Linked DNA regions of Homo sapiens: regions 2, 3, 4 and 5 are each linked to region 1. A link is a loop called in an ENCODE intact Hi-C map of the cell type or tissue named here. Cell type or tissue: Calu3. All regions are shown on one strand. Region 1 overlaps LOC101928551 (a long non-coding RNA gene). Region 2 overlaps GLRA3 (glycine receptor alpha 3). Region 3 has its middle 340 kb from the start of ADAM29. Region 4 has its middle 250 kb from the start of ADAM29. Region 5 has its middle 330 kb from the start of GPM6A-DT.

What was found. Hi-C counts contacts between places; a loop is a spot of excess contacts. Peaks named below come from ENCODE experiments on the same cell type or tissue, not always from the same donor. Only the 100,000 strongest peaks of a DNase experiment are listed, where the experiment ranks them.
Region 2: it touches region 1 in a loop (4-fold over the local background); 2 of 110 quality-filtered maps call a loop at or near these places.
Region 3: it touches region 1 in a loop (5-fold over the local background); 9 of 110 quality-filtered maps call a loop at or near these places.
Region 4: it touches region 1 in a loop (4-fold over the local background); 2 of 110 quality-filtered maps call a loop at or near these places.
Region 5: a loop joins it to region 1, with 2.4 times the contacts of the local background. A loop is called at or near these places in 3 of 110 quality-filtered maps.

The regions. Positions count from the first base shown.
Region 1 is chr4:174,871,415-174,876,414 of GRCh38, forward strand. It overlaps LOC101928551 (a long non-coding RNA gene), which reads left to right. Exons shown (of 5, transcript NR_125900.1): 5 at 4,381-4,550. Among named protein-coding and RNA genes, the nearest start is that of ADAM29, 44 kb to the right of the region's middle. In Calu3, no CTCF peak of the experiment used is centred here; a DNase peak (open chromatin) is centred at 2,727.
Region 2 is chr4:174,759,602-174,764,601 of GRCh38, forward strand. The region is part of intron 3 of GLRA3 (glycine receptor alpha 3); the gene reads right to left. Among named protein-coding and RNA genes, the nearest start is that of GLRA3, 67 kb to the right of the region's middle. In Calu3, no CTCF peak of the experiment used is centred here; no DNase peak of the experiment used is centred here.
Region 3 is chr4:175,251,810-175,256,809 of GRCh38, forward strand. No RefSeq gene overlaps it. Among named protein-coding and RNA genes, the nearest start is that of ADAM29, 340 kb to the left of the region's middle. In Calu3, a CTCF peak has its summit at 1,886 (motif pointing left); no DNase peak of the experiment used is centred here.
Region 4 is chr4:175,164,861-175,169,860 of GRCh38, forward strand. No RefSeq gene overlaps it. Among named protein-coding and RNA genes, the nearest start is that of ADAM29, 250 kb to the left of the region's middle. In Calu3, no CTCF peak of the experiment used is centred here; no DNase peak of the experiment used is centred here.
Region 5 is chr4:175,452,823-175,457,822 of GRCh38, forward strand. No RefSeq gene overlaps it. Among named protein-coding and RNA genes, the nearest start is that of GPM6A-DT, 330 kb to the right of the region's middle. In Calu3, no CTCF peak of the experiment used is centred here; no DNase peak of the experiment used is centred here.

The DNA of each region.
Region 1 (5,000 bases):
CTTGTCTAGCTACCATTGGTTTTGAGTCTTTTCTAGTACATGTTGTTCCTATTGGTCTAGTATATCTGCTGTCTGAGCATTCACCTTTGTTCACTTACTATTTCACACATTTCTAGAATTACTCTATCAACATAGAAATAGTATTGGATGATGGATGCCACTCCAACTAGTTATGAACAAATGTGGCACTTTATCAGTAGTTGAGCAACAGGCTAAGAAACAGTAAACACTTCAGGACAGAAGGTTGGATAACTTATTATGTGGCAAATATTTCATAAAATTGCTGTGTGCCATAATGTGAAAAGCAGACCAAGATTTTACTGTACCTGTATTTCTTGGGAAATTTTGTTCTAAAAATTAAAAACATTTGTGTATGTTGGCTTTACTCCCTCTCCCTGTAAAATGGGACTTTAAGAAATAACAGTTCATGCAATAACTATCTGCTTTGATAGCTGAAATGGGAAAGAATAGAGAAATTTACCGCTTAGCAAGATTGAGAAAATCTACAGACAAGAAGGGTAAAACAAGACAGAGAACAAGTTAAGGGCAACAAATACCCAGTAAAGTTTCCCAGTTAATCTAAGTGACTCAGTCCAGAAGCAAAGATCAGATAAGGTTTTACTTTGCCTTTCAAGTGAAGTGTTTTAGGTGGTCTCAAAATAGCCACCATTAGGTTGAGAGTGAAAGGTGTGGAAGGGAGAAAACGAGGTAAGACAGACTTGAGAATTATTTCTAACAAAGGACTTTCATATAGTTCCTGGTACTTAGCATTGATTAGAAGCAAAAGCCTCCCCAAGTCACAGGAAATTTTTCTGGGGAAATTTGATAACTAGTTGTATGTATCAACTTGACTGGATATTACTTTCTCCTACTTGATGATTCAGACACTCGGACTGTTTCTAAATTTTTGTGCAAATAGTTCCCAAGGATTCAGGGACTTCTGTTCCCAGCTCAAAATCTGGGATCTCACTCCCTGATTCTGTATTCTAGCAACTCCAACACAGATCCTACACTGTCATGATCCTGCGTTTCAGTAACTAGCAGACAACTATATGCCCTTATCCCCTTTCCCATCCATTTTATAGTTACAGTGCAGGGACAAGACATCCATGATAAAAAGCAAAACAAATATGCCACCTGAATATTCAGAGAAGGGAAGAATAAGAAAACACACCAACTCCAGTTCAAGGCAAAGGGGCAATCCTATAGGAGGGCGTCATGAAGCCCTGCTCTGGCAGGGGTGGAAGTTCCTGAGTAGACAGTAATTCTGCTCTCTGAAAGGATCATTGTTCTCTGTGAGCCTTCATTGCACTCTACATAGATTTCCTAGTTCATGTTCCTGTTAGAGTCATAGGTGAGGTGGATGTCTACAAGAGTATTTAAGGAGGAAATCAAAACCTGACTTGATAGACTGAGTAAAGATCACCCTTCACCAGTGCAGGTGGGCGTCATTCAATCCACAGAGACCCTGAACAGAACAAAAAGGTGAAGGAAGGAAGAATTCACACTCTCTTTTTCAGCCAGGACATCTGTCTTCTGCTCTTGGACATCAGTGCTCCTGATTCCCAGGCCTTAGGACTTGAGTCAGGACTTTTATCATTGGCCCTCCATTCAGTTCTTGGATTGCAAGTATACCAGCAGCTTTTCTAAGCCTCTAGCTTGCAGACAACAGACCATGTGACTTCTCAGCCTCCAGAAGAATGTGAGCCAATCCCTCATTAAAAAATCTTTTTGTATATATCGCTCTATATATGTCCTAACAATTCTGTTTCTCTGGAGAACCGTAGCAATAAAAAAAAATCAAAATCCCTGAAGTAGAAAGCCTTTGATATTTGTTCTTGAACTGCTATCAGATCCCAAAACACACACAAGCACAAAGCATGCTAGTAAAGCCCCACAGCCATCACAGAGGGAATAACGCCAACATCCACCTCACCTCTGACTCTAACAGGAACATGAACTAGGAAATCTATGCAGAGTGCAATGAAGGCTCACAGAGAACAATGATCCTTTCAGAGAGCAGAATTACTGTCTACTCAGGAACTTCCACCCCTGCCAGAGCAGGGCTTCATGACGCCCTCCTATAGGATTGCCCCTTTGCCTTGAACTGGAGTTGGTGTGTTTTCTTATTCTTCCCTTCTCTGAATATTCAGGTGGCATATTTGTTTTGCTTTTTGTCATGGATGTCTTATCCCTGCGCTGTAACTATATAATGGATGGGGAGGGGAGATAAGGGCATATAGTTGTCTGCTAGTTACTGAAACGCAGGATCATGACAGTGTAGGATCTGTGTTGGAGTTGCTAGAATACAGAATCGGGGAGTGAGATCCCAGATTTTGAGCTGGGAACAGAAGTCCCTGAATCCTTGGGAACTATTTGCACAAAAATTTAGAAACAGTCCGAGTGCCTGAATCATCAAGTAGGAGAAAGTAATATCCACAAGTTATGATAGTGTAAAATTCTATTGTGTTAAGCCACTGAAATTTGCAGGTTTCTTTCTTAAAATACTAGTGTTATCCTTAGTTGGCAATTCTCAAATTAGTATTCATTTTCAGCACCTAAAGAGCCTTTTCAGACTTTTTATTTATAATGACCTCTTATTAAATTTTACTGTCTGTTTATGTTTTATATGTGTATCTTTGCATTACATATAAGAAGAGAACTATTCTCCCTCCACACCAGAATCATTTTTTTTTTTGCCCCTTGAGGGCGCAATTGCCTGATTGAGAACAGGTGCCCAGAATGATGCTAAGATGTGTTCCCTCTCCTGCCCACCTCTCTTTCCTCTCTTAAGGTTCCCATCTATCACTGCACACTAATCATGTTCACCTTCTTTCTATTTCTTGAACATGAAAAGCTCTTTCTAACCTGAAGGTCTTTTTTATTTGTTTACTCTTTTCCTTGAAAACTTTTAATTTCAGTCTTTGTACTGCTGACTTCCTCTAATTTTTTGTGATATTTCTTAACATTTTCTTAAATGTTACCTTTTCAGAGAAACCTGTTTCTAAGGTGATCTACTCTTGTTATTCTTAGTATTCTGTTTTCTTTCATAGCACTTATGATAATTTTAATAATATATTTGACTATTTTGATATGTACTTATTCTTATGCCCGTCACTCACTACAAGACACTCCATATATACTTGGAATTAATATACTTGCTAATTAATACTGAAGAGCAGACATAAAAATGATAAGTTAATGAATAAAGCAAGCAAGCAAGAAAGAAAGGAATCAATAGCAGGTCAATTCCACTATTTTTAAATTAACCTTCTTTTCACTCCATTTCCTCTTTTGCTGTCTAGAGTTCAAAGTTCATATTTGGTTTTGCTAAACTTTAGAGAAATTTCTCATTAACCTGTGAAAGAAATGTTAAGTATAAAATTTCACTAAAGCTGAACAAGTTCATGCTCACCACTTCAGGTCCATCTGGTAGCTTCTTGCCCAGATTTCCTTCTCCTGAACTTCTCATCCAGAACTTTCAAGATGTTTTCCAGAGGCCCACGATAATACTTACTAATAAATATGTTACAAAAGTTAGTGACCACATGTACTACCTGAAGGTGTTTCCAAGGAGAAGATTTCCCCTCTCCACTGTCTTTCAAGGCCACCCCTCAGTGAAGTTGTAGTGTTCAGTCAACCCTTCTGTGAACCAGGCTTTAGTTTCCTTCTTCCTTTTTCATTCTTCTATTAGCTGGTCACTGGGGCTTCACACAAAGGCACAGGTGTAGGTGGAGATAGATATGTTGATGTAGAGTAGGTGGTGGATGGGGTGGTTCCTACTTGTTTATGTAATTTACTTATGCCATCCAGATCTGCTTGGGCTTAATCCCACATATACCACTTTCAATTTATACTGGTTTGTTGCTAGGTGGCCTACATTTATGACATGATGAGTCTGACAATGATTAGTGTATGATGGGCAGCTTTAGTCATATGGTCGTTTGATGCCTTACAATCAGATATTCAGTTTCCAGTAAGGCCCCCAATCCAGAAATTGTACTGCAAGTGGTTTACAATTCCCTGCTGAAGAGGAAGGTCTTATTCCAAACCCTAGTGGCCTGTGCTGTAACTTTCTTATTAGAGTACTCTGAGGACTCCACACAATGTTCTTTTCTACAGCAGAGCTCAGAATATTATAGCCTACGGGACAAATCTGACTCAGGGCCTGGTTTTGTAGTTAAGGTTTTATTGGAACATAGACACACTTATTTGTTTACATATTGTCTGTGGTTCCATTTGCACTACCAAGGCAGAGTTGAATAATTTTGGGATAATGGTAGCGTTGAATAGTTGTACTACATCAGCAGAGTGTAGTCATTGCAGCAAAGACCCTAAGGCCTTCAAAGCCTAAAATATTTACTACCTGGCCATTTACAGAAACATTCTGCTGACTCCTGCTCTATAACTTGTTGGATCTGCCAGATCATATCACCCAAGTGGTAAGGCTGTTTCTACAACAGCGTACAACTGCTGCTAAGCTGACTTCGGCTCTAGACCCACTCAAAATTGGCAGTGTTCTAAGTCACCTGATAAATGAATCAAAGCAGTACGCCCTAGTATGGTATGTGTTATTTCAAAAATCTGCAAATGTCTGCCAAGCATTGCAACCTTTCAGTAGCAGGAAGTTCTGATGTCCTGGCATGCACCATATCATTGGATCCTTAAAAGTTTCATTAATATGGCAGGTCCCTTGCTCTAGCAAGCAGTCAACTTAAAAAGGCATACATGATCCGGCGCAGTTGCTCACACCTGTAATCCCAGCACTTTGGAAGGCCGAGGTGTGTTGGATCACCTGAGGTCAGGGGTTCAAGACCAGCCTGGCCAACATGGTGAAAACTCATCTCTACCAAAAATACAAAAAGTAGCTGGGCATGGTGGCAGATGCCTGTAATCCCAGTTACTCGGGAGGCTGAGGCAGGAGAATTGCTTGAACTCGGGAGGCGAGGTTGCAGTGAGCCGAGATCGCGCCACTGCGCTCCAGCCTGGGCGACAGAGAG
Region 2 (5,000 bases), 110 kb before region 1:
TACTAATTAATACTTTAAACAGAATTTTTAAACTGTGTGTTTGGTAAGTTGTCCTATTAAATATCAAGTCTAATATAAACTGTACTAAACAAGACAACGTGATATCAGTGCAGGCATAGACAAATAGATCATTAGCATAGAACTTGAAACCGACCCATTAAATTTCATTACAAATTATTGGAAGTAATTATTCAATTGTGAAATGAAAATAAATGCCTACCTTACAAATTACATGTACGTATACATATACAACTGTACAAAACTCCAAGGGGACTAAAACCTAAACAAGAAAGCAAAACTCTTTTATCAGATAGTATAAGAAAATATCTTTATGCACTTGGGTGAGAGAAGAATTTCTTATGGCAAAGAAGCATAGAGTATTAAGCAAACAAGGTTAAATTTTGTGAATTAAAATTATTTATACATCAAAAAGAATGCCTTGAAGAGTAGAATAAATGTTTAAAATGCATATAGCTGACAAAGTATTCATCTTCAGAATATTGTGTGTGTATGTGTTAATTGTGTGTGTATAATAAAAACAAGCAACCTTAAATGGAGAAAATATATTAAGAAGCATTTTGCATAAAGAACATCTGAATCATTTATTAAAATGCTTAACCTCACTGTTTATCAAGGAAGTACATGATAAGCAGGAATTAAGTCCAACTTTACAACCATTATGTAAGTTAAAAAATTAGAAGTGGGTAAATACTAAGTGTTGGAGAACATGTAAAACAATAGGAAATCTCATAAAATTGCTAATAGGTGCTTCAAACAGAATGACCACATTGGAGAGCAATTTAGTAATTTGAATGGGGAGCAATTTAGTAATTTCCAAGTAATTACCAAGTTATCTCACTCCTAGGAATATACCCTGTAGAATAGCTTGCATATATATACTATATTAGAAGGTAATACACAATGATTTTTTTTTTTTGAGAGGGAGTCTGGCTCTGTAGCCTAGGCTGGAGTGCAGTGGCACCATTTCAGCTGGCTGCAAACTCCGCCTCCTGGGTTCAAGCAATTCTCCTGCCTCAGCCTCCCGAGTAGCCGGAATTACCGGCTCCTGCCACCCTGCCGGCTAATTCTTGTTTTTTTAGTAGAGATGGGGTTTCACCATGTTGGCCAGGCTGGTCTTGAACTCCTGACCTCAGGTGATCCGCCCTATGCAATGATTTTCAATGCAGAGATGATCTGTAGTATTGAAAACATTAGAAACAACCTACATGTCTAGCAAAGTAGAATGGATAAATATATTATGAAATACTGAAATGAAAATGAAAAAAACCTTGTCTACATATACAAGCATGGAGTATCTCAAAAAAAACATAAATTTATACCTGAAAAATGAAGCCAAACTAAGCTACATGTGTATACTTCAATATGGTCATTTTGATTATATTTTCATACATACAGAATGAACATTTATATCTTAATATCAAACTCAGGAATAAAGCTTACCTTAAGAAAGGAAGTTTCATGTATTTGTACTGTTTAATTTCTTAAGATGGTGATAGTTTTTTTTAGTGTTACTTATAATCCATGCATCTTGGTATGCCTGTAACTTTTTTTTAATAAAAAATACTTCAAAAAGAATGTCTAGTAGTTTAAAGATTCCCTTAACATATATATAGATATATGGAGAGATAGATAGATAATATCATTTTTTATGCTGTATTGGCTTAGGTATCTCTCGAGAATCTAACGACTCAATAATTTAAAGTAGCATTTATATATAAGTGCTTACTGTTGCAAGTAAAATGTGAGCCTATCATTTGTATGAAAATTGAAAAACTGTAGGTTTGGACACTTCTGTGAGATCACACTGGACCCTCAGATCCTTCCTTCCAATGTGCCATGCATCTATGTACACCGACACCTGAAAAACTATTAACCCAAAATGTCTCATCTTTTTTGTTCTCATTTTATAAAAATGGTTTATTTTATGGGCACTGGTGAAAAGTAATGGTTCAATGTATAAATATTGATTTAAATCACATAGCAGCACAATTCTCTAACTTTCTAACATATGTGTAACAAGATGGAGAGTCATCTGTTTTTTGAAGATAGATAAAACCAATATGTTCATTTAAAAATACTGTACTACTGTATATACATGCCCAAACTACTATGGAGACTGTGAGGGGTAGGATTTAAAAGGGGTATAAGCAGGCTCTGGGATGCTACTTTTGACTTGAGTGTGGTTACATGAATGTGTGCACTTTGTATTAATTCACTGTACTTCACTCCTATAATTTGTGCACTTTTTTGCATATGTATTGAATAAAAAGTTAGGAAAAGGAGGCTCATTATTTTATCTTTATAATGGAAAAAAGTTTATGATTCAGTAATAAGTAAAGAAGTGATTTGTCAGAATAAAATGATTACATCATCCTTTGTGCTTAGCAAAATGTTTGGTTCATTATATGCTCCCACAAAAAGATTCACTGAATGAATGAATGCATAAACCATGTAAAAAATATGTGCAGTCAAAACATTTAGAAGTAAATATAAATGTAGCTAACTGCTAATAGTGCTGGGTTTGTGTGGGGGCGTTATGGGTGGTTGTTTTCTCTCTTTTTCAAATTTTAAAATAAATAATGGACTTTTAATGTCATCGTGGGTGTAGCCAGTCCCATAAGGTGCTTCTATGATGGAAATTTCTTTCTTGCTTCTGTCATAGTTATGCTTCATAGTGTGTGTATATATATACATATTTCTATTTTGGAGTTTTTCTTAAAAGTTTGACAGTTAGCTGAGAACATCTGGACCACCTATAGCCAGCCCCCATCCCCAGATCAGATCAAATGGAATTCCCTTTTACCTATATCATGGAAGCTGCTTATCATCTCAGTGATTTTTTTCTTCAAGATTATTCATTTTTGGTTCTTATAACTAGGTATTTTAAGTACTGGAAGGCATAGGGTTAGAGAAATCACATATTAATGCTGTAGACATTCATAGTCCTGCAGACTTTTTCTGATGAAAAATAAAAGCTTTCATTTAAAGCTTTTTGTCTAACTTCTAACGTTCTCACCTGTGATCACCAAATAGATATGCTCTGCCTGACACACTTGGCGTGTTAAATTTTAAATTTGTGAAGGTTTTTGTTTACTTTTAAATAATCTTTTGAATTAAGATATAACAGCCATTCATAACATACACAAGTCTGCAGTGTCCATTAAAAGATTCTGACATATGCATATACCTGTGTTACTACTACCCAGATCAAAAAATAGAACAATTTTGGTACCCAGAAGGCTCCGTGGTACCTCCTCACAATCAGTTACCAACCACCTCCCACCCCTGACCAAAGATAGTCTATCAGAATTCAGAAGTCTTTTATCATCAGAATTGATTTTTTCATGTTATTGAACTTCATACAAACGGAAGTAATTGGTACATGTTCTATTGTGTTTGTTTTCTTTAGCTCATAATTATGTTTATGAGAAATATCCATGTTGTTGCTATGTAATATTCCATTGTCTCAATTGTGAAAATTAATGATGTGACTTGGGGTTATTACAGTCATACCCAACTAGATGGGAGTTAAGGACCATGGGGAAAAAGCACTCAGGTCACAAAGCTCCTGCTCCAGGAACTGTCTGGCAAGCCAGGCTGCAGAAATAACTTGCTATATCTTAAAACCCATTTTACCTAGTAACTGCTTCCATGTAACTGCTACCTTCCATGCCTCAAAGATTAGTTTACCTTCCACCAAGATTAGTTTTACCTACCACCATCACTCAACAATTACAGCTTGCCAAAGCTGGAAGAACTTGTCTAGGCCAATGAACTTTCTTTCAAAACATTTTACAAAACTTTTCTCTTAACCAATAAAACCCCAATCTTTTCTTTTGTTCTGTGGACACCCTGAAGACCAGCCAGGTCTGTGTGTATGCACCAAATTACAATTTGGTTTTTGCGTATATTTCCAAAGAAAACCTTTCTTTGCATTTGCATTTCTTTGCATTGTTAGACCCAACTTAACAAATGCTTTCATCCTGGCACATAAGCCTTATCCACAACTCATCATAGGTTTGCAGGAGCACACTTCATATAAAAGCCACTTAATGTGGAGATCTTAAGCTTCCCCTCATTGAAATAATCACGTGCTTCTTTTATCATCACAGTTTAAAAGGCAGGACAGATGTGCCTCTCTCGCCAAGACCATGTTCCCAAACAGTAATGATGGTAAACTAGTTTTATTTTTAATTTAATATTTTTAAGAACGGGAATTTCCAGTAGTTGTTAAATCATTATCTGTTTAAGAAGAATGTGAACTTGAAATAATTGAGGTGGAACAAGTCCTTAAAGAATCTCATTATGACTCATATATGAGGGTAATAAGGAAGTTAAAATGCTCATAATATTTGTAGAAAAAAGTTTGGTGACTATGTGTAAAATAATGAAACTGTACTCAAGTGAGAATGGTTGGTACTACATGAAATTAATCAGATTAACAATATTGGGAAAGGAGTTTAACAGCTAAAAAGAGATTTGAGTTTATATTGTTAAACTGCACACGCATTTTTTTAAATTTGTGCAAGAAAAATATGAAAAATACATTGTTTGAATTAACTTAATTAACAAAAAGTGGCCTAAAAAGTAGACTAATAGAGAAATTTTCCCAAGGATTAAAGAATAACCTCAAATGGGAGAGCTGTATTTAAAAGTGAGACATACCAGTTATAGACTAGACCAGCAGAGGGAGCTCAATATATTTAGCCAGTAAAGACATTGAAGACAGTTAAGATTCTTGTTAAGCAGACACATATGGAAGAGGATAATTACGTAGTTTTATTTTAAATATGAATTCTCAGACATAAATATATTCATTAATGATTACAGATAATTTGAGATTCCATCCTCTCAATTTTAATTGACTGCCTTAGTTGAATTCAATTATTCGTATTATAAGAACAGAAGTCAGCCTGTGCGACAGACTCCGTCTCAAAAAAAAAAAGAACAGAAGTAAACTATATTCAGCGTAAGAAGTG
Region 3 (5,000 bases), 380 kb after region 1:
CATGATCCTTGCAAACTAATCTATTTAAATTATTGGTAAATATCTTAATAACAAAGGCAGCTACATATAAAGAAAAAAATAAGACTGTGCCAAATGTTTGAAATACCTACAAGGAGATTGCTTTTAATAAACATAAATAGAGAAATTCAGGATATACCCTTTTTGGGTTCAATTTTAAGAAATTACTGTTAGCCTTATGTAGTTAGTTATTACATAATACTTTTTTAAACGCCTTTTGTCACGGCTATATGTAACAAAATATAAAAATCAGATGAAATTAATGTATTTAGATTTTCCCAATATTATATGAAATATAAATGTTATGAGAGGTGGGTAGGGAAGTACTGGGACGGGAAGAGTGTGATCCCTGGCTAGTGCTCCACCCCCGGGGCTTGTGCCCATGGACCTAGGTGAGGACAGGCATTTCTGTTTTCATGCCCAAATGTTGCATTTCCCAAGACCACCTTGGCCCACTACATCCCCATCCTGTGTCTATAAAATACCCTGAGACCTTAAGTGGGCACAGACACAAGTGGCTGGACATTGAGAGGAACACATTGGCCTAACACCACACTGACAGTCACCAGCAGATGCCAGCAGGCCATCGACCAATGGAATGACCTGGAGTTTGGCTGAGGTGGTTGGAGGAGAGCTAGGCCACTAGGCAGCCCAACTCCAGGTGAAAACTCCCTTCCCATTCTATCCCCCTTCTGGCCTCCCCATTCACCTTGCGGAAAGCTACCACTCAATAAAAACCTTGCACTCATTCTCCAAGCCTATGTGTGATCCGATTCCTGCAGTACACCAAGGCAAGAACCGTGGGATGCAGAAAGCCCTCTGTTCTTATGATAAGAAAGAGGGTCTAATAGAGCTTATTAACACAAGCCACCTACAGACGGCTAAACTAAAAGAGCACCCTGTAACACATGCCCACTGGGGCTTCAGGAGGTATAAATACAACCCCCTAGACACTGCCGCCATGGGGTCAGAGCCCCACAACCTGCCTGTCTGCATGCTCCCCCTAGAGGTTTGGGCAGTGGGGCACTGAAGAAGTGAGCTACTCCCCTGTCACATGCCCTGCGAGGGGGATAAGGGAACTTTTCCCACCTCAACTGAGGACTCATCTGGGATCCCGGAAGTGAGTGTGAGCAAATGTGAAACTTGGCTCTGCGTCTCTTCCAAAACCTGCTACCTCTGTTTCTCTTTCATGTGGGTAAGAGGCTCTATTTCCCTTCATTAAGTTTTTAACCTCCCTAACCTGGCCAGTCAAAATCCCCAGACTTCGTCTTTTCTCTCCCTCACAATTTGAAATGGCTCTTATCTCTTCCCTTATATGTTAAGAGTTTTGCTACAGGCTGCGGCAAAGTTACTAAGTAAAATAAGCATTTGGCTCAGCAGACAAAGGTTCCTAGAGGTGCCATCTGTGCCTTCATCTCGATGGCCACAGGCACACACGGCTCAGGGCACCTCTCCTTATCCTTTCGCCTCCCAGCTTGGGTGCCTGAGCATGTCCATGGCAGGCAAAGGCTGAGCCAAGAGGGGGCGGGGAGAGCAGCGCCATGGCCACCAACTCTGCCTCCACTGCCTGGGACAAGGGGGCTGGAGAAAACAGGCAGTAGCCAGGACCCTACAGGACACTTCTCGCCCACCGTACCAATGGAACCTTTCTTGCCCTGGCCAAGGAATTAAGCACAGTGGGAACCAGGGGAAAGATACAAGGATTAGAGGGACCCACTTGCACTGAGCAAAGGCTTCTCCCCCCATTATCTCCCCCTTTTGCCCCTTAAACTGTTGTTCTCTTGATTCCTTTTCTAAGTGAAAGGCTCACCCTCTTAACTCTGTTTCTGATATGGAAGCTAATGGAGGAACGACCTCTGCTGGCTGATAACTGCAAATTTGGCAGGGTTTACAAACAGCCTCTAAAATACCTTTTCAGTCCCAAACTCAATCCCAAGCCTCAGGCTGAGGCCCTATAAAGAAAAACCAGGTCTGAGGGATCCAAAGACAGGCAATAGGCACAATGTAAATGGGCAGGACCAATTTCCTGCAAGTAAGTCCCCTGCCCCATGAAAGGAGGCCATGCTTCATGGCATAAACAGGCCACTGGACCTCAAAGGTTGCAGACAGCAGGAAAAAGGGAGGCATAGGTGAGAGCTGTTAATTCCTGTTCTCCAGATTTTCCCTGTTTCATTGGTACACACTGCATCGGTACCTATGGGTGGTGCCTGCCAAGGTTGCCAGGACTTGGGGTAAAAGACGTGGAAGGGAAAGGGAGGACACTCACTTTCTCTCTCCATCATACACTGAGTATTCACTAAAGGAAGGAATGGAAAGAGGGATGCCTGTATCCCTTGTCTTTCAGAATGGGCAACCAGCTCTCTTCACCACCCCCAGCTTATACTTCTCTGGAGTGTATCCTGAACCATTGGGACTGCTTTGATCCTTAGAATCTGGAGGAAAAATGCCTCACAGCCCTCTACCCAAAGGTTTGGCCAAATTATCATTCATAGCAAGGACTGGCTTGGTCTCAGGAAGGAACGATTCATTTCAATACGATCCAGTAGTTGGGCTTTTTCTGTAGATGTGAGGACAGATGGTCTGAAGCCCCATATGTGCAGGCTTTCTATACCTTGCAAGGCAACCCAGACCTCTGCCAACAATGTGGGATTGATCCAGCCCTCCTGTTTGTCGTCTCAGGGAAGGCTGCAAGGGGCAAGCCCAGGAAATTAAAGATACAAATCCCAGAGGCACTCCCAGCAGAGGAGCCAGCTCCCTCAAGCCCTTCTCCCTCCTAGAAATCCTTGCCCTCAACAAGCCTCAGTCTCGCTCTTGCCCTTCCAACAGATGCCCAATGAATTTGGGCCCAGTAAGGTCCAGGGCCCCTTCTCTGTACAGTACTTAAGGCAGATCAAGGGGGATCTTGGCAAGTTTTCACATAACTCTGATAGATAGATAGAGGCTGCAGTATTTCACCCAAATATGTGAACTCTCCTGGAGAGATGTTATGTTACCCTTTCATCAGACCCTGACAGACACTGAGAAACAGGCAACTCTGCAAGCAGCAGGGAGATCTGGGGATGAGCTTTGCATCACATACGGCGTCAGGAAAGGGAGCACATATTATTTAACTGGGGGAGAAGCAGTACCCGTGAAGGACTTAAATGGTATCCCAATGACCAGATGGAAGACTGGAAGAGGAGACACTTTCAGGTGAGCATAACAGAGGACTTATGCAAGACTAAGACCAAGCCTCTCAATTATACTAAGGTGTCCTTGATTGACCGGGGATTTGACGAAAATCCCATTGCCTTCCTGGAAAGGCTGAGGGAGCCCTTGGTAAAGCACACCTTTGCATCTCCTGATTCAGCTGAGGGACAGCTAATCCTAAAGGATACATTTATTACTCAGGCAGCCCCTGATATCAGGAGGAACTTGCAGAAACAGGCCCACCAAGGCAAGAACCCTGGGATACAGAAAGCCTTCTGTCCTTGTGATAAGGCAGAGGGCCTAATAGAGCTTAGTAACACAAGCTAACTACAGATGGCTAAACTAAAAGAACACCCTGTAACACACACCCACTGGGGCTTCAGGAGTTGTAAACACACCATCCTAGATGCTGTTGCCATGGGGTTGAAGCCCTACAACCTGCCCATCTGCATGGTCCCCCTGGAGGTTTGAGCAGTGGGGCACTGTAGAGGCGAGCCACTCCCCCTGTCACATGCCCTGCAAGGGGGATAAAGGAACTTTTACTGTTTCATTAAGATCTGAATCTTTAGAGTAAGATCTTAAATTTTAATCATTCCTTGATTTATGTAAATTAAACCTCTCTGACCACATAGAGACTTTTCAAAATTCTGTGTTTTGAAGTTTTGTTTTTGTTTTTTTGAGTTGCTCTGTCACTCAGGCTGGAGTGCAATGGAGCGATCATGGCTCACTGCAGCCCCTACCTCCCAGGATCAAGAGATTCTCCCACTTCAGCCTCCAGAGTCACTGGGACTAGGTGCTCACCACCATGCCTAGCAAATTTGAAAATATTTTTGGGGGAGACAAGATCTCACTACATTGCCCAGGCTCTTCTTGCTCAAGCAATTTTTCTGCCTTGGCCTCCCAAAGTGCTAGGATTACAGGCATAAATCACTGTGTCTGGCCTAATATACTGTTTTTGATTGAGAGAAGAGGTTTATGAGAGAAGAATACCATCATGAATGAGAGAAGAAATACCATCATTGCTCATGATGGTATTTTGGAGTGATGCTACTTTTAAAAGTTTATACCTGACCTGGTGATTATCGTAGATATCTCATAAGCATATGTAAATACTAATACAAAGATGATTTTATCAAATAAACTAAACTAATGCATTAAAAATCCTTAAAACTACCATAAGAAAACGTGGAATGGAGGATTATATCCTAAACATGATAAAATGCCATATGAAGACAACTAACAACTTAGTAATAATAGCTATCACTTGTTATGCATTAATTGGACATGCCAAGAACAAGATGATTTATACAAAAATTCCTACCCGAATGAATTATATTAAGTGATTAATATAGGGCAGGGTCCAAGACAGACCATGAGGCAAGCGTGTCAGCTTCTCAGCACCATTTGTGGAGAAATGTGTGTTGCATTGGCTTACAGCTGGTTACTGTTAACTTCCTCTGATTTCTAATATTGAATTTGATCAGCAGACAGCCTGGTTTTGACCACATAATAAGAGGAATTTTAAAAGATTCCCTCCTCAGATGATTGTGTGACTTCCCTGAGACCAGCATATCTCACAGAGTTTTCATTATCAAAATATAAAGATGAAGTACATCCTGCATATTTGAGAAAGAAACCTGTGGGCTGCCTGCTTTTGGTCTCTCATTACTGTCTCATATTTTACCTTCATTAAAACTTTACAGAAGTTTACCCTGTGGAGTTTCATAAGCCCTTGTATTGATCTGATCTGTGTTGCAATTCTGAGTAGCAATATCATTATGCTCCTTTTACAA
Region 4 (5,000 bases), 290 kb after region 1:
GCAAAACACAAGTTACTGGAGAAGCAAGCTATATTTTAAGAGATACTTGCAATACTTAAGCTCACCACAATAGCAACAGGAGGTGGCTACAAAATTATTACAGTATTACAGTATATAGTAAATGATAAAATAGACTAGTACCTACATATATTTTATCCATTCATGACATATCTAACTTTAAAATTGTTTTCCTGATATTTCTATGCTATATGTTTCATTCATCTGTGAGGTTTTTTTCAAATTGTCACAAATCTCTAACTTTTTTTTCAATATAATTTTAAAAATACATATATAAGTGGATCCCTGAAGTTCAAACCCCTATTGCTCATAGGTCAATTGTATATACACGTACACACACAGATATATATATATATATATGTGTATATATATATAAAATATATATATATATGTTTACAACCATTTTAGCTGCAGAAACCCAATTATTCTCATGTTCCTTAGACAAATTTTTTAGAAATGACCTGAGATATATGGCCATTTTGAAGTAAAATACCTATATTTCATTAAAAAATTCAAACAAGAAACTTTTTACTCAGTTAACATTTGCCAGGTACGTTCCTTCTGGTACTGTATGAAGTTCACTAATTCTTTAGGGACAATGCATTAGTCCTCTATTATTGAAGGTTTCACTTTTCATAATTTCAGTTACCTATGTCAATCTTCATCTGAAAATATTAAATGAAAATTTGCACTAATAAACAATATATTTTAAATTGCATGAGTTCTGAGTAGTGTGAAGAAATGATTAAATCTCATGCCATCCTGCTCCATCCAGCCTGTGATACGAATCGTCCCTTTTTCCAGCATTGTTCATGCTGTATAAGCTACCTGCCCTTTAGTCACTTCATAGGTTTCTTAGCTATCAGATCAACTGTTGACTTATAGGAAAACTTTTGTTCAAGTAATCTTTATTTTATTTAATAATGGTCCCCAAATCCAGAGTAGTTATGTGGGCAATTAAGAGATGCTAAAGAGACACCATGAAGTGCTTGCATTAAGTGAAAAGATGAAAGTTTTTTATTGAGTAAAGAATGAAAAAATTATATGCTGAGGTTGCTAAGATCTATGGTAAGAATGAATCTTCTATCCATGAAATCTTGAAAAAGGGGAAAAGAAATTCATGTTAGTTTTGCTGTCACACTTCAAACTGCAACAGTTATAGTCACAATGCATGACAAGAGCTTGGTTAAAATGGAAAAGGTATTAAATTTGTGGGTGGAAGACATAAAAACAGAAAATGTGTTCCTATTCCTATCCATTACAGCAACATGTTCTATCAGAAAGCTTTGAGCCTTTGTGAAGACTAGCAAGGAATCCCCTGAAATGGAGTGACACTATGCCATCTACTGCAAGTAATGGAATTGTACCACAAATTCAGAAATAGGTTTAGACTGAAAAATATAAAATTTACTGGAGAGGCTATGTCTGCCAATGAAGAAGCTGTGCCACATTTCTGGCTGAGGCGAAGATTAAGGGGAAACAATATCAACCAAAGCAAATATTCAATTGTGATAAAATTACGCTCTTCTGGAAGAAGATGCCCACAGAACCTAAATTCATCAAGGTGCAAAGTAGGCACCAGGTCATAAAACATGGAAGGACAGATGAACTATGTGGCAACAGTGCAGGGCATATGATAATGACAAGCATAGTGTAGAAAGCAAAAAATTTACACACTGTAAAAAATTATCTGTGCATGTTCTGGCAACATAATCTGAAACAGACATCTAGTTTATGGAATAATTTCACCAATGTTTCATTCCAGGTGTGAAAAAATACTTGAAGGAAGGATAATTAGAATTTAAAATCCTTTTACTAATAAACAATGCACCTGGCCAGCCTGAATCTGTTTTCTACCAAAATGAAAATGTTGAAGTTGCATTTTTACCTTCAAATACAACCCCATTTATTCAGCCCCTTGACCAAGGAGTCATTTGGTTTGCCAAGGCTACATATACACCTGCCTGGTATGTGATTGCGTTAGATCAGCAATTGAAACAGACCTTAATCTATACATAGTGCAGTACTGGAAATCACTCACTACTGCTGAGGCAGTAACATTCATCAAAACTGCAATGGATGAATTAAACCAGAAACTGTAAATGCCTGCTGGATGCACTTACAGAGTGAAGTCATGAATAATTTTAAAAGTTTCCCGGCCAGGCGCGGTGGCTCACGCCTGTAATCCCAGCACTTTGGGAGGCTGAGGCGGGGGGATCACGATGTCAGGAGTTTGAGACCAGCCTGGCCAGTATGGTGAAACCCCGTCTCTACTAAAAATACAAAAATTAGCCAGGCGTGGTGGCATGCACCTGTAATCCCAGCTACTCAGGAGGCTGAGGCAGGAGAATAGCTTGAAGCCAGGAGGTGGAGGTTGCCGTGAGCCAAGATCGCGCCACTGCACTCCAGCCTGGACGACAGAGCGAGACTCCATCTCAAAAACAGAAACAAACAAACAAAACAAAACAAAACAAAGTTTCCCAGAGTTGACGAAAATTAGAAGAATCATTCATGTGGCAATAAAAGTTGGTAAGAAGAATTTGCCAACATGCTTGATGCAGAAGTGGGAGAACATATTGAACACCATCTAGTAGTATTAACAGGGGACAAATTGGAAGAGCTTGTTGAGTCATCTACAGAGAAAGAGAAAAATGATAAAGAAAGAACTAAAGTAGAATCGTGAATGCAGACATTTCTAAAATTGGTCCAACTGTCTTGAATTGCTAGATTAAAGGGAAAATTATGGAATATGATTCTTGGATGCAGCATGGCATTAAATTCACCCATATGGTCAGAGAAGGATTACAACCTCTGCAGCAACACTCCGACGAATTGATAAGAAACAGACATCAACGTCAAATTACAACGTTTCTCCTAAAGCTATCTGCAAAAATTCCCTTAAACAGGATTCCTAATTATCGATATTGTCTTCTGCTGATATCCAGCCATCAACATTGTCATGGCTTGATGATCCAGGATCACCCAAAGCAGATGATCTTCCTGAAATAGCATCGGAAGGTCAATAATAACTTAATGTGACACCACAATGCCTACATCATTCACCTCACTTCATTTCACCAAGTAGGCATTTGTGTCATCTTACATTATCACAAAAAGAAGAGTGAGTACAGTACAATAAGATATTTTGAGAGGGGAGAGAGACCACATTTACATAACTTTTATTACAATATATTGTTATAATTGTTTTATTATTGCTTATAGTACTTAATCTCTTACTGTGCCTAATTTATAAATGTAACTTCATCATAGGAAGGTATGTATAGGAGAAAACATAGTACATATAGTGTTTGGTACTATCTGCAGTTTCAGGCATCCACTGAGGGTCTTGGAACATATCCTTATTGATAAGGGGGCCTACTATACATTGCCAATGCAGGGGCTGTTAGCATCCAATATACAGTTAATAACACATGTAAGGGGAAAATCAAAATTAAGTCCTGGAGTAATTCCCAGTCTAAATCATTCCAACATTACTTTAATGAGATGTTTGTGTGCCAAAATTAATGTTAAAATATAAATAAGGCCATTTTAGAAAGACGCCCCAGACAAGTTTCAAGATTCAAGTCACTAAATGAAAGGGTCTCAATCTTTCTAATCTGCATAAGGATAAGCCATATCAGCATCCATTGGGTTAAGGCTTTTAAACATATATTTTAATATGAAAAGGTTCTTTCTTTTCCTTTTCCCTACTCTTCAGTACTAAATATAGAGACCTTTGTCAGACACATTTTCATAAGTTATGATCAACTCTCATGTTGCAAATGCAGGATAAGAGAAACTGTTCTCTTTTGGTCTGATGTTAGATGCCTGCCAATGAAGAGTCCCCTAAGTTTCCTCTGCTGTGAATAACATATAAGAAGGTGTCAAAAGCAGTGAAAATTTTCTAATGGAGTCTTCCAGACAATCACAATGGTGATTATTTACATCGCAAAAAAAATGTGTGCTGTTTCTTGAGATCGAATAAGCAGAATAGATTTATTTTTGCAATTACCTACAATTTGATAAACACAGATAAATATTGCTTAGAAAACACATTAATATTCTTAATCTAATCTTCATTCTTCTATAAATACATCTAATAATGCCTTGTATTGCATACTCTTCTGAAATAAAATGTCTGTCTCTTAATTAGGATGTGTATAATGGCAGCTCTGAAGACATTATCCTGACATAGAACATTACAGAAGGATTTGAAATATAATGTAGACTGTATATATTTCATAAACAATGCATATTCATATATATAAAATTTAATGTGTTTATTGATAAAAAAGAAATATATCTAGGAAGAGGAAATTTATTTTAGAGATTATTTTATTCACTCACAATAGAAGGTGACAAATAACTTTTTCACATAATTTTTGCAAAATGTGCTGTATTACAAGCACCTTTGAGAGGAGCATTGAATGCATATTACATTTTATATACATTGTAAAATCCACCTCTCATCATTAAAAGCCAAAACTTTTCAAAGTAGTTATTGAAGACCAAAACTATTTCCTGTGGAACAAACAAAGCATTAAATTAAATTAAGTTCCTTTTTTAATGCCATATTGGAAACTTTGGCAAAAATATAAAGGATCAAATTTAAGACAGTACAAATGTTACTTAAAAGGTAAGAGCAAGCACCTCTAAACAGTAAAATTTGTTTCCTGAATATGAATTTAGACCATGTTAGATACGAGTGAGAATAGTCTGTGAGAGATTTGCACTCTTACTAGATCAGATGTTTTGCACATGCTGTTGTAGTGGGCGTCTAGTCCAAGAAACTCGCTGAAGGACGCGTTAAAATTTTTCATGAGAATTGTAGCCTATCTCCCTTAAGTACATGTAAGACTGAGAATAAGAAGTTTTCACAAGGGTGTGCTGAGGGAGCACAGAGTTGAGGAGTGAAGATACAGGGGAGCATTGACTTGAGATTAAGTATTTCTTTCTTTAGTTAAAAAATTTGCATGCTAACT
Region 5 (5,000 bases), 580 kb after region 1:
GATGTCACTTGTTCACCTTGGAAATACTATCCACAAGCCAAACAACTCTTGTTAGATGAGAGCTGTCTATCAGGCACTGTCCAACATAACAGCTCTAGAATCTATATGAGGATATAGTTAGAATCAGCGATGGTAGGGGGGAAAGGCTACCTGCTTATGAGTATTCTCCTCCTTGCATTCCCCAGGTAGCAAGATACTGCATCAAAAGGATTTGATCTTATATCAAAAGTTTGGACCAAGGCACTCAGGCCCTTTGGTTAATGTTTATCTTATTTGCCTCAACATTGCCCAGGTAATGCCATCTTTCTCATTATAAACTTTGGCTTTTTTTGTTTGTTTGTTTTTTTGTTTGTTTTAGTTCTCCAATGGGGGCAAATAGTGGAAACCCATCCAAAAATTTCTATCACTCTTCTGGGGAGAGTCCTTTGACTCCCTTTTTCCTTTCCCTTTTTATTTTTGTTGTTGTAGTTGTTGTTAATTACCCCGATGTTTTATTAAGCATCTGTAAGACCCATGAGGGACAGGAAATTTGATAAGGCTTCTCAAACAGTTGTGTGATTTTGTGGTAGTGATGTTACCTGGGGTATCCATGGAAAAGTGTAACCACCCACTGGGTTCACCTTGCCCGCCACCTAGACAGAGACAATTGATCAAGACAGGGGAATTGCAATAGAGAAAGAGTAATTCACGCAGAACTGGCTGTGTGGGAGACCAGAGTTTCATTATTACTCAAAGCTGTCTCCCTGAGCATTCAGGGATTGGAGTTTTTAAGGACAACTTGGTGGGTGGGGGGAAGCCAGTGAGCCACGAATGCTGATTGGCTAGGTAGGAGATAAAATCATAGGAAACTGAAGCTGTCCTCTTGTGCTGAGTCAGTTCCTGGCTAGGGGGGGTCACAAGATCAGATGAGGCAGTTAATCCATCTGGATGGTGCCAGCTGATCCATCAAGTGCAGGGTCTGTAAAATATCTTAAGCACTGATCTTAGGAGCAATTCAGGGAGGGTCAGAATCTTGTAGCCTCCAGCTGCATGATTCCTAAACCATAATTTCTAATCTTGTGCCTAATTTGTTAGTCCTACAAAGGCAGTGTAGTCCCCAGACAAGAAGGAGGTTTGTTTTGGGAAAAGGCTGTTATCATGTTGATTAAACTATAAACTAAGTTCTTTCTAAAGTTAGTTCAGCCTGCACCCAGAAGTGAACAAGGACAGTTTGGAAATCAGAAACAAGATGTTGTTAGCTAGGTCAGCTGAGTTATAATTTTGCAATGGTGGTTTCAATAGGAGTCCCCTTAACCCCTAAATTTACTATGACCTGTGTAATGGGCATATTTGGTGGGAGAATATGCTGGTTATCATAAGGTCAGTCTCATACGACTTGCATATGAAGCATACCAACTGCTTCATCTGGTGTGCTCCACTTGATATTTTACAGGGAAATTCGGTCAGTCACCATCTCAGGGCAAACAGACTGTACAGAGGCATTTATCTGGTCCAATAGGTTAGTTGCAGGAATAACCTCGTGTGCCTTGGGATCACATTATTCAGTAGTGATTGTTTAATAGTGAGTTGTGGTTCCTGCATCAACAAACAAGCTCTTTCCTTCTGCAGCATTTAAAATTAAGAATTATGTCCTTAAATTAGTGATTTTTACAATTCATTATAGTAAAGGTTTCTCAAGAAGCTGATGACAGCAATCTACAAAATGGACCAATTCCTTTACATTATACCCTCTAGTTTAATAGTTACTTGGTCTTGCCCTTCCCCCACATTGCCTATCTTCTTGAAAACCACAGGTCTCAGAGGTAACATTTGTTGCCCTGGCTTAATAATTTTTATCCATTTAGTTCTACCTGTATGTTTTCCTTTATCTTAAAGTGACTTAAATAGTTTCTTAACTAGAAAAAATATTACATTTTCTTCAGCAAAAAAACACATCCTTGTATTTTATAAGCTTCACCAAAAATACCCTTTACACTGTTATTATTTTAGATCTTAGGAACTCAAATTCCCAGTGAAAAAAACCAAAGTTACTTAATTTAACACAACAGGACTTTAAGATTTTAAACTACTGGAGATAATTTTGAAATTAAATTTACCAAATTAATCTTACCAAAGATAACAAAGGTCATGTGACTTAAAAGGCTAATATCTACCAGCTAATATCTGAACAAATATCTACCAGCCTGATAAGCACTTACTTTTTTTTTTAATCAATTGATTAGAGCTCTTTCATGTAGTTTGGTGGTGAAATATCACTTCCACATTGAGATGGGATAGTTCCCTTGACCTCTTCAGAGGACTCATGAAGAGGTGGTTCACTTACTCAGCCCACAGCTCTCAAACCCCTTGTGGGAGTGGGAGTGAGCAGGTGAGAGGGGGCAGAGACCGGGATGGGTGTTTCTAGGCACTGGCAGGAGTAGAATTCCGTAGCCTGGCAGCAGTGTCCAGGGGTTGCCCAGGACCCCCAGAGCCCCAGAAGGCATGTGTTATAGTGCTGTCCTTTAGCTTTGCCATTCATGGATGGCTTAAGTGTTAAAACAGCTCAGTGGAGAGCCAGTATGACAGCCTCCTGTACCTGCACCCAGGTTCTTGTCCATCATCCAGGAGGAATGAAGTGGCATGAACAAATCGGAGGTTGGTGAATGTGAAGGATTTTATTGTGCAGCAGAAGTGGCTCTCAGCAGCATGGGGAACTGGAAAGGGGATGGAGTGGGAAGGCAGTATTCCGCTCAAGTTCAGCCAATCCTGGCTGAACTCCTCTCCAACAGTAATCTCTGATGATTGCTTGATAAATAAATGCAAATGAAACTGTATGCTGACAATTCTTAAGATATTTCTAATACTACTTTACCAATAATTTTAAAACCAGCTTATTTATGAAAGATGTTACCTGAATCATGTGAACTTGAAAAGCATGTGGGCTTATTATTTAATTTATGAATACTCTTTAGCTTCAAGCCAATTTGCTACTTTGTGGCCAAAACCACATAACGAAATACATGTACATACACATAAACACACACAAATGCATTTGTTACAAACAAGGATCTTACAGTTTTTACTTCAGAACTCTGGCCATGAGAGATTAATACAAACTCAGCAGTTTGCAAAAACAATAATAATTTTAAAAACATTGCAAACATTGGATTTTATGTTAGTAGAAAAGTAACAGCAGACTTCAATCAGGCAGAAAAGAAAACAGAGAATTTAGGAACATTATAGTTAGTTGCAGGTCAACCTTTGGGCTCTGAGTTTTCCATGATGTTATTTGCCCATCAGTTTAAAACGTACACAAGAACAGACCTAATCTGTAACCAGCTGGAGTATTAGAAAACCTGTTATGTCCTTCCATTTTCACAATCACTTGCAAGTAGAGGTGCCATAAAGCTGGGCAGGTTGACCAAGGTGGGTCATTCTCCTTGTCTTTCCTCATTCTTAGGTGATTTGTTTTGCACATTTTTTTTTCTTAAAACAAGGAACTGGTCTGTGGCCTAGGGTTTAGTGTAGTGGAACAAGATGTGCTGACTGTGGCCAGGACTCCACAGTGAGTCACCACTGAGTCATTTCTGCCCTCCTATTACATGCCTCAGTTTCTCTCTCTGGAGGTCTAGCACCTCTGAGAGGGCTCAAAACATGGAGTGGCAAGCTCCTATATGTGTTTCCTGGATGAGCATTTTTAAACTAATTTTTTTGGGAGTTTCCTGTAGGGCTGCTGCACATCATGGGAAGGTCAACCCCCCAGACACTCCCATTCAGCCCCAGTCACCAAGGAGTACCTTTTGGCCAGAAGGAGCAAAATGCCCTTTCTCTTCAGAGCTAAGTAAACTCAATCTCTCATTTATCTATAAAAAGAGCGACAATTCAGTTCCTCATGCAAATGAGCAGAGAAGTCAATCAAGACTAATTTTGGGAGGAAAGGTAATAGAGAAGACTATTTAGAATGTACCTCCAAATTAGAATTAGGATCATAAGCAACAACTTTCTTGGAGGAAAAACACCAGCCAAGACTACTTCCTGTAAACTGTGCTCAGCTACCCCTAAATTTGTAGCTCTCATCCGCCATTATACACACCAAGATCAAATCCTCTCACATTACAAGGTCATCTCTGGTACCCACAAAGCGAAAGTGGTCAGGTAATAAAATATAGGAGAGCTTCAGACATAAGAAGAATTTGCCCACGACTGTTGAAACGCCACAAAGAAAACAGAGCACCCCAAAAGGGATGAGTGGCGTCTTTGTTTTGAGTTCTTTCAGGGGCTTGAGTCATTAGAAGCCTTCTCTAGATTTTTTCTTGGTACTGAAGACAGCAAAGGGGAAAGCAGGAATAGGGTGAAAGAAAAGTAAACAAAACAAAGAAAGTTTTGTTTTTAAGAAGGGAAGCAAACATAGAAACCAAGTGCATGGTTTGTTGTTGTTGTTGTTTTCTTCTTTTTGAAGCTGTGAGAAATTCTAGCCAATTCAGAAGTCTTGTTGCCCATAATCTGGGATTCTCATTTGAATTTGACAAATTTGAGTAGAGTTGGTCAAATCTGATGGGAGAAAGACCAGAACAACAACAACAACAAAACCAACTATATAGTCTTTGAGTGTTCTTGTGGTAAGGAGAAATTAGGCTCAACTGGTTGTCAATTTTAACCTTTAGTCATTAAGGATAATTTCCAAGACAAAAGTCCCCAATTCAGCTACTTACTGGGAATGAGATTGGGGATCCTATGGAGGGAGGGGAGCTCCTGGGTCTTGGCAAATTGTCCTATTGGTTTGAACCATAAGGAAATCTCAAGCTGGTACCAAGCACCGATAGGAGATTTGTCAAAAGTCAGGGGAAACTCCACTCAGAATCCCTTCGTGGTTATCAGTTTGTCAACCCCAAATACCTGAGACAGGTCTCAATCAATTTAGAAAGTTTATTTTGACAAAGTTAAGGACACGCCAGTGACACCCTCAGGAGGTCCCAACAATATGTGCCCAAGGTGGCCAGGGTACAGCCTGCTTTTATACA